Linked DNA regions of Mus musculus: region 1 is linked to region 2. Evidence: chromatin loops called from intact Hi-C (ENCODE). Cell type or tissue: left cerebral cortex. All regions are shown on one strand. Each heading gives the region's core, and the rest is flanking DNA. Links, peaks and the distances in the headings are about the cores only.

What was found. Hi-C counts contacts between places; a loop is a spot of excess contacts. Peaks named below come from ENCODE experiments on the same cell type or tissue, not always from the same donor. Only the 100,000 strongest peaks of a DNase experiment are listed, where the experiment ranks them.
Region 1: a loop joins it to region 2, with 3 times the contacts of the local background. A loop is called at or near these places in 2 of 42 quality-filtered maps.

The regions. Positions count from the first base shown.
Region 1 is chr13:14,311,624-14,315,451 of GRCm38, reverse strand. Hecw1 (HECT, C2 and WW domain containing E3 ubiquitin protein ligase 1) reads left to right here. Exons shown (of 29, transcript NM_001081348.3): 11 at 3,662-3,763. Among named protein-coding and RNA genes, the nearest start is that of Gm30893, 210 kb to the left of the region's middle. In left cerebral cortex, for the core only: no CTCF peak of the experiment used is centred there; a DNase peak (open chromatin) is centred at 1,792.
Region 2 is chr13:14,628,206-14,632,033 of GRCm38, reverse strand. It overlaps AW209491 (expressed sequence AW209491), which reads right to left and starts at 1,776. Exons shown (of 2, transcript NM_134067.4): 1 at 1,670-1,776. In left cerebral cortex, for the core only: a CTCF peak has its summit at 1,938; a DNase peak (open chromatin) is centred at 1,821; H3K4me3 peaks cover 1,350 bases; H3K27ac peaks cover 937 bases.

The DNA of each region.
Region 1 (3,828 bases), core at 607-3,106, 320 kb after region 2:
GGTTGTGGGCTATTTTAGCTAATGCAAAGGAAGAACAGCATAATCAACCAGAGTCACTCAAGTTTGAGCCTGGGCCCTGGCATCCCTCACAAGCAAGGCTCCACTAACTAATCCCCCCACAGGTCACAAAAAGCAGAAACAGGAGGTTGTCACATTGCAGTAGAGAACTAGAATGTTCAGTGGCACACACTGGGTTCATGTTTGGGGGATTGACATAAAGCCTGAGTAGTTCAGGCTAAGGGTTAGTTCTCCCCGTCATCATGGTCCAGATCTCCCACCTACCCACCATCATCCCCCTCATCATCATGCCTGCTAGCTTTCCATGAAGGATTGTCTAACTAGTTGGGAGAACATGAGATTCCTTGGAAAATTCAAATTTCTTCAGTCCATTGTTTCAATAGTCTATTAGTCGGATTGAAAGACACAAGCATCTCTCTGGAACATCTTCATTTCTACCAGCTCAGTTACAATATAAGTGCATAAATTTTCTTCTCATATTTCAAATAAGATTCTAATCCAAAGGCAGCCATCTTCAGTTTTAAAATCAATGACTCATTCCATATAAATCCAAATTAAACTATTAAACTAGTATTTCTTATGAACATTTTGTTTCTTTTCCTTCTATACACCCTTTACTTAAATCTCAGTTTAAAGCAGTTATCAAAAAACAAACTTGCAGACAAATGAAAGAAGCAGTCATGTGGTCATGAGTTAAGCCCTGGGGGTAAGTCCACGTGCTGCTTCCTCACAAAAGACCTACCTGTGCTGCATCTCTGCTTCTTTGTGAGCCAAGTGGCTATAATTGTAGCATTGACCTCGAGGAATAAATGGAAGAGTTAAATGAGATTAAACAGCGATGCACTCTGCCTTTCTCCTAATGAGATGAGCAAGAAAACTAACTGTTTAAGTTACATGAAAGAAACCACTCTTTGATTCTAGCCTCACCATGTTAGCCAAGGAAATTTTCACACAATTAAATGCTAACCACTTTACTTCAAATAGTATCTTGGTAGTTTATGTTGACACAAATACATAGCTTTCAATTAAAGGGGAATAAGAATTGGTCTGTTCTGGAGCCAAAGATGACCTAGGAACCCTAGGAACACAGTTTTAGGGTTTTAGAATTTACCTTAAATTCTAGGTTCCAAAGCATTTTCCTGAAGTTTCTATAGAAACAGTATAAAAATAGTCATAAATAAATAATGATGCTTTTAAAAGATTTTTTTTTAAGTTTAAAAAAAAATTGTTGGTGGACACAGTGAGTAGGTAGCTACAACCCAGTGGAGAAACCTCAGCTATAGGCCTTAGATGCCACGTGATGATGCTCTTAGCCCCTTAGTTTGTGAAAAACTAGAGTGTTGTCAAGTTTATTCATTCTAAAAGTGTTTTGTTCTTTCATCCGTCTGGACGCTGGTCCAGCTTTATCTACTAGTGGCAGGATGTTAAGTCTAACACAGAGTTGGGGTAAAGAATGGCTGTTTACTAGGTAAATAATAAATATGCCAACATGAACTGTAATTCGGCTTTAGAATTGCAACATCCCATCCTTCCCGCAACGCTGAGATTCTAACCAGTCAATAGTGTTTGCGGCCACAGACCTTACAGGAAGTCTTTTTCATGCTTGTCTTTACTACAATTTGGCCAGGTCAGTTATAATCAAAATAAATTTAAAGACTCTCTCTTATTTTTAGTTGAGAAATATTATCCCTTCTTGAATATTCTGAACACTTAATTTGATGCAAAGGTGACAATGTGAACTGGGCCCTAGAATAGTACTGCCTCCATGTTTTATTCATTCAGCTGCCACCGAGCATCTGTCACATCCTCAAAGTTTCTTAGGGCTCACGTGTAGGTGGGGTATGCTTCCACCAAGCAACAGTATGATATTCCTACAGACTTGGAGGAACAATTAACGTGTTTGGTTGAGTTAAATTACATGAGGTTTAACTAAATGAGGTAAGGTTGTTTTCTTATTTTAAGAAACAAACTATAAAGTACAGCAACTGGCAAGGCAACAGCTATGCCCGTTTCCTTTTTGAATGTTTTAACCCTAAGCATTTATGAAAATAAATGTGAGTGCCATAGCCACTTACCCACAAAACCTGTGTTTGAAACAGCAGCTTGTCAACAATGAGTTTATGCTTCCTTGGTTTCTACTGGTACCTTCAAAGAACCAAAGCATTTTAGTAATGGTGGGACTCTTCAGGAAAAAAATGTATTTTTAATATTAAGAAGGACCTTCTGTTCTGAGCACATCTTTATTTTTACTTGCCAGTCATCTCTTGGAATTAACTACTAAGCTAAGCCCACCTAATATTTTCTACTAATTTTATTTTCTGCTGTGTCTATAGAATGATAGTGGGAAAGTAAATCATATCCAGGCATGGATGTTCTGTAGAATGTTCACTATTTGATCCTTCAAAGATCTTCACCATTACTTTTTACTTTCTCTCCATTTTGACCAAAAGGTTAATAGAATACATGCAATAATCCTGGAAGGAAAAGGAAATGATATCTTTTGTCCTCTGATTTTGTCCTGGGTGTGAGCATGGTCTGAGGCAGGAGGAAAGCAGTACAGAGTTGGATGGGGGCTGGCTGTGTTCTGAGCCCTTCAGGGTCTCCAGAGATTGAGAGAATTATTTACTAGAGTTTATGTGGTCAATTTGCATACCTCAGTACATTATGAAACAGAAATGCTGTTCCTGAATTTTGTTTAGTTAGTCTGTACTAACATCAGTAGAAGCAATGTGCATACTAATAAGTCACAAAATCTATAGATACATTGATTTCTATAGTTTCTCTGTATCTGTTTGGTTTACTTTTGTCTATCCCACTTCTCTGTTTCAAATTTTCTTGTATCAGTCTTCCTGCCTTTTATCTACAGCCTTTGTCTATTATCTATTCCTCTTTCCAGTGCACTGTTTGGCTTTTCTGACTCCTCCTCCATATAATCTGGACAAACCATGATTTCCATGAGATGTTTGGCTCCCCATCTTACCGTCTAATGTCCCTTTATAGGAATTTACATCCTTGGACCACCAGTTCCTTGATCCATCTTGGAAATGCACTGTCTGAGAGTTTCAGTCCCCTTTAACTCTGAAAATAAGTCTTTTGATAGTCTTCTGTTGTTTTAATTATGATGCCCTCATATCCATATGATCAGGTGTATTTTCCATAATCCAACAAAGCTTTTGTGATAAATACTTCACTCCCTTCAAACAAGCCTGTCTCCTTCACTGGAATAAAATAAGGCTCGTTAAGTTTTTCCCTAGTGTTCCTTCGTGATGTCACCTTCTAACCAAGACAATTCAAGTAGCTACAGAATCAGACTCTGACCACATGTATTGATTAGTGTATGTGGCATAGATCAAGAGTCAAAACATATTCGGATTTTTCCTTTCCTCCTCTTTTTTCCTCTCCATTTTCCTCTTTCTCTTCCTTCTTCTTTCTCCTCCTCTTCTTTTCTCCTGCTTTTCTTCTTCCTTCTCTTCCTTTTCCTTAATAATTTGTGTCAAAAATGACATGGTTATAGTAAACTGACACAAAAACTAGATTTCCCATTTTATTTGTTGTTTCTTATGGTGATCTTTGTTTTACAGTCATGTTTTTTATAACAGTGCCATAGCAATGCATATGAATGTCTTGACTATCTTGTTCATAGGTGAATGTCCTATACTCCATAATTCCCAGCCAATAAGCCAACTTCCTTCCTTGAGGCCTGAACATCATCACTACCCAACAATCGATGAGCCTCTTCCACCAAGTAAGCTTTAGTTTCAAATCTATGGCTTAATTCTTCCCATCCAGTCTGAACAGGTCAGTGTGAAT
Region 2 (3,828 bases), core at 867-3,366:
GGCCATCTTCTCCTCTCCTCCGCTCCCCTCCCTTCTCCTCCCCCCCCCCCGCCCCTTTTTCTGTCTCTCCTACCCTGTCAACTCCCCTCCCCATTCCCTGAATAAACTATTCTATACTATACTGTGGTCTTGTGGCTGGCCCCTCAGGGGGACCTCAGTATGGGCCCACGGAGGCATCCCCTTCCCCCATACTGACTACACATCCACCAAACATTCACACACACACACACACACACACACACACACACACACATATATATATATAGGATTTAAGTGCCACTCCATAGGATGAAACCCATACTTGGCATCATTATTAGGCTACGAACCTATGCTAGGGAAGTCATAGGCCCTAGGGGAAAACTTACCACTTTATGCTGCTAGATAGTGTAAACTGACTTATTATTATACCCATAAATGAATGTATTTTCAACCCTCATCTAAGAGGCTTCTATTGCAGTAGATAGTTATTAACACAGTTGTTAATACTCACAACTGGCCAAGGTGCAGAGACTAAAAGACTACATATAACTCTTATTCCTAAAAGGGACATATGTAACACTCATATGTTACTCTCACAAGGCTCAGGGATCATTGTGAAAGGAAAAAAGGTAAGACCTGCAATGAAACCTCCTCTGGACACAGCATGCACCAACCCTGCGCAAGCCTAAGCCAGCATGGCAACTGCTGGCAATTCTGAGCGGCTGGGAGAGGGAGAGACAGTTTTCTCTAGGAGTGTAGCCTCCCTCCCACCCTTCAGTGGAAGACCACACATCCTAGACTATTTGGGTAGTACAAAGCAGTCTTGAAGGAGGGGTGGAGTATGGGATTGGTTGAGTCATCCATGGTGGATATGAACCAAACACATGATATGAAATTCTCAAAGAACTGATTTTTTTAATGTAAAAACAACTGCTTAATATTAAAAATCCACAAACTGTCCAAACAAGAGGCTCTCCTAAACTAGTCATCCTAGGATCTCTCACCTCTTACTCCTTCAATAGATGATTTTTGTTTTCTTGGGGCTTGTTGGATTTTTTTGGGGGGGTGGTGGTGGAGGGGGGATTGTTGTTTGTGTTTTGAGACAGTGTTTCTCCACATAACCCTGCTTGTTCTGGAACTTAATATGTAGACCAGGCTGGCCTTGAGCTCACAGAAATCCACCTTTCTCTGCCTCCCAAATACTGGGATTAAAGGTGTGCGCTGCCACTCCCGGATACAGTCTTTTAAGGAGTTGCCTCTTGATTTCCACAGGGTTTAGAATATCAAGCAATCAAGACTGTCTGATTTCTGCATGTGATGTCAACTTAGCAATGTTTCAATAGAACAAAGGGGATAACCAACTGGCCTCCTGTTCCCATTCTGAAGGAAAAGATGGAAGGACCCAGAACACCACACCAGGTGGCCAGCCTGGCTGTTGGACTATGACAAGGTGCGAGAGCCTGGGGTGAAGTGTTTCTGCGTGAGTGTGGTTCCCATTCTGGTATGTCCACCTGCACCGCTGGGCCTGATCCAACAAGTCCGGATCAAACAGGCTCCAGCTGGCCTAGTGCTTAGAGGCCAGAGTAGGGAAGACGCAGTACTGACCCTTCCTGCCCCGAGACCCGGCCCATGCCCTCCCTCTCCACCTCCCTCTATTCCCCACTCACTCCCTTGGTCCCCGGATCCTCACCAGCAGCGCCAGACACCATGCGCACATGGCGAGGGAACACAGAGGCAGTCTGCAGAGACAGCTCACCAGTCAGTCCTCACCTTGTTCTGCTGAGAGGCACTCCGCCTGCCGAGTCCCGCCTCTGGCATTACGTGGTTCCGGCCCGGTGAGCTTGAGCTTGAGTCCCAGGCGGCACCGCAGCGACCATATTTGTTGAGGGCAACCGGCTTCTGCTACCAAAGCGACGGAAACCTGAGCTCCCAGCCAGCAGGGGCGGGTCAAGGGTTGGGTCTCAATCTCACTGAGTCCTGAATGCTAAAACTTATTTGGGTCTCAGATTTGGATATTTTTAGCAAAATAAAAATCGAGAACCATGAGGTTCCAAACGCCACTCGGAAGCATTTTTAGTTGCATCATCCTGGCCTTTACATAGAAGGAACCTTTAAATGTGCTGTCCTTCCGAACAGGGCAGAGAACTGCATAGCTTCAGGGGCTGTGGATATTTAGTTCAAAGTTATCCGAGGTGAGGGGGAGTTTGAGAAAGCAAAACTAATTTTAAGTATTTTTTTAAGTATTATTTTAAGTATTAGATTTCAATTGTGTTTTCCTTGTCCCAAGTACTACTTTAAGGATAGAAGTAACTCAGATCAGACACACTACCAAAATCTTAAGACAGGAGCAATATCTCATTCGGTGCTTTAAATATACTAAAAAAAAAAAAAAAAAAAAAAAAAAAAAGCTCTGTAGCCAGCGCTATTCCAAATACATTACACACGAATTTATTTAGTTCTAAACTAAAGGGTAAATAGATGTATTTTGCCCCTGAGGCACAAACAACGCTGTAAATGCCTTCAGCAAAGCCTGCCAGGGTTTATCAAGCACAAATTCCAGAGGGCTTTGGAACTTCAGGTGTGTCTAAATGGGGGGGGGGGGGGGGGGCAAGAATTAAAACCATTCTTTAAAAAGACTCCATTAATAACATACCAGAGTTCTTTCTCCCATCCAGGGCAGCCAGCCCATTCCTCCCTCAGAAATAAGTTTATTGTGATGTAAGTAAACAGGTGTCAAGATAGAAAGAAGCCCAACAAAAAATAGGCACCATTAGAAAATGGGAAATTTTCCTGATTAAATGTTGCCCCTAGCCTCCTTGCTCCTCCAATGCTCCCACCCCCTACACCTTTTCCCTTCAAACAGTAAATACGTAAAAACTTCCAAAGAAATCTGACAATCACAATCTACAAGAAGACTCATTCACAAACTCAACACTCCCCAACCTTCTCCGGCTTGGATTTGGAGGACAGAGAAGGCACATACAACAGCACGTTTCCTTAAGAAGTACCTTGTAACTGGAACCTTCAGCTACCTGATTACTTTGGCCCTCAAATAAGCTTCTCTTCATTTAAGGGCTGAAGGCACAGATAGGAAACAGCTCTTCGAAGTAAAGGCATATTCTAAACATCAGTGGACTAGAAAGTACAGTAAGGAATTGAAACACAGCAAAGAGCAAGAATCAGATATTCAGTTAACAGAAATTTTAGGTCCATAATCAAGAAAAGTAAAAGGAAAAATGTAAATATACTAAAAAATTTACAAAAAAAATTTTAATAAGGACCTACTTGGGCATTCGGTCTAATAACCATTAAGAAACTTATCAAATGTCCTTCCTTTGGCAGCACATTTTAAACTAAAACCCAAGTGATCCAGAGAACATTAACATGGCCCCTACAAGAGGATGGCACACACATTTGGGAAGTAAAAACTCATCAAAAGGCAAATAATTGTGGAACAAAAGACAATCCCAAAGGCCACAGAGAGGGAAGTATTTTGTCACAGACACAAACTATAGCTAATAAAGGGGCCATTGCACTGGTTGCCAGGAACTTAAAATTCTAATCCTAGAGAAGTACCGACCCCTCCCACTGAGTATGTTTTTACTCTTCTTTACATCGAGGCAAAGGTTAGGGCTGGAGAGTTGAAAAGCTTGGAAACTGACTGGAAAGCAGGTGAGCTTAAGTACCAAGAGTCAGGAACTCCTGTGTATGACAATCAACTGAAAATGCAAAAAATGGTAAAAGAGCTCAGTGCTCCATTAAAAAGCAGAATCTTCCTCACTCTTCCCTTCTACTTCCCCTTCCCCAGTATATGTAAACGTCAAGAACAGTCACGTTGCTCAGCTAGTA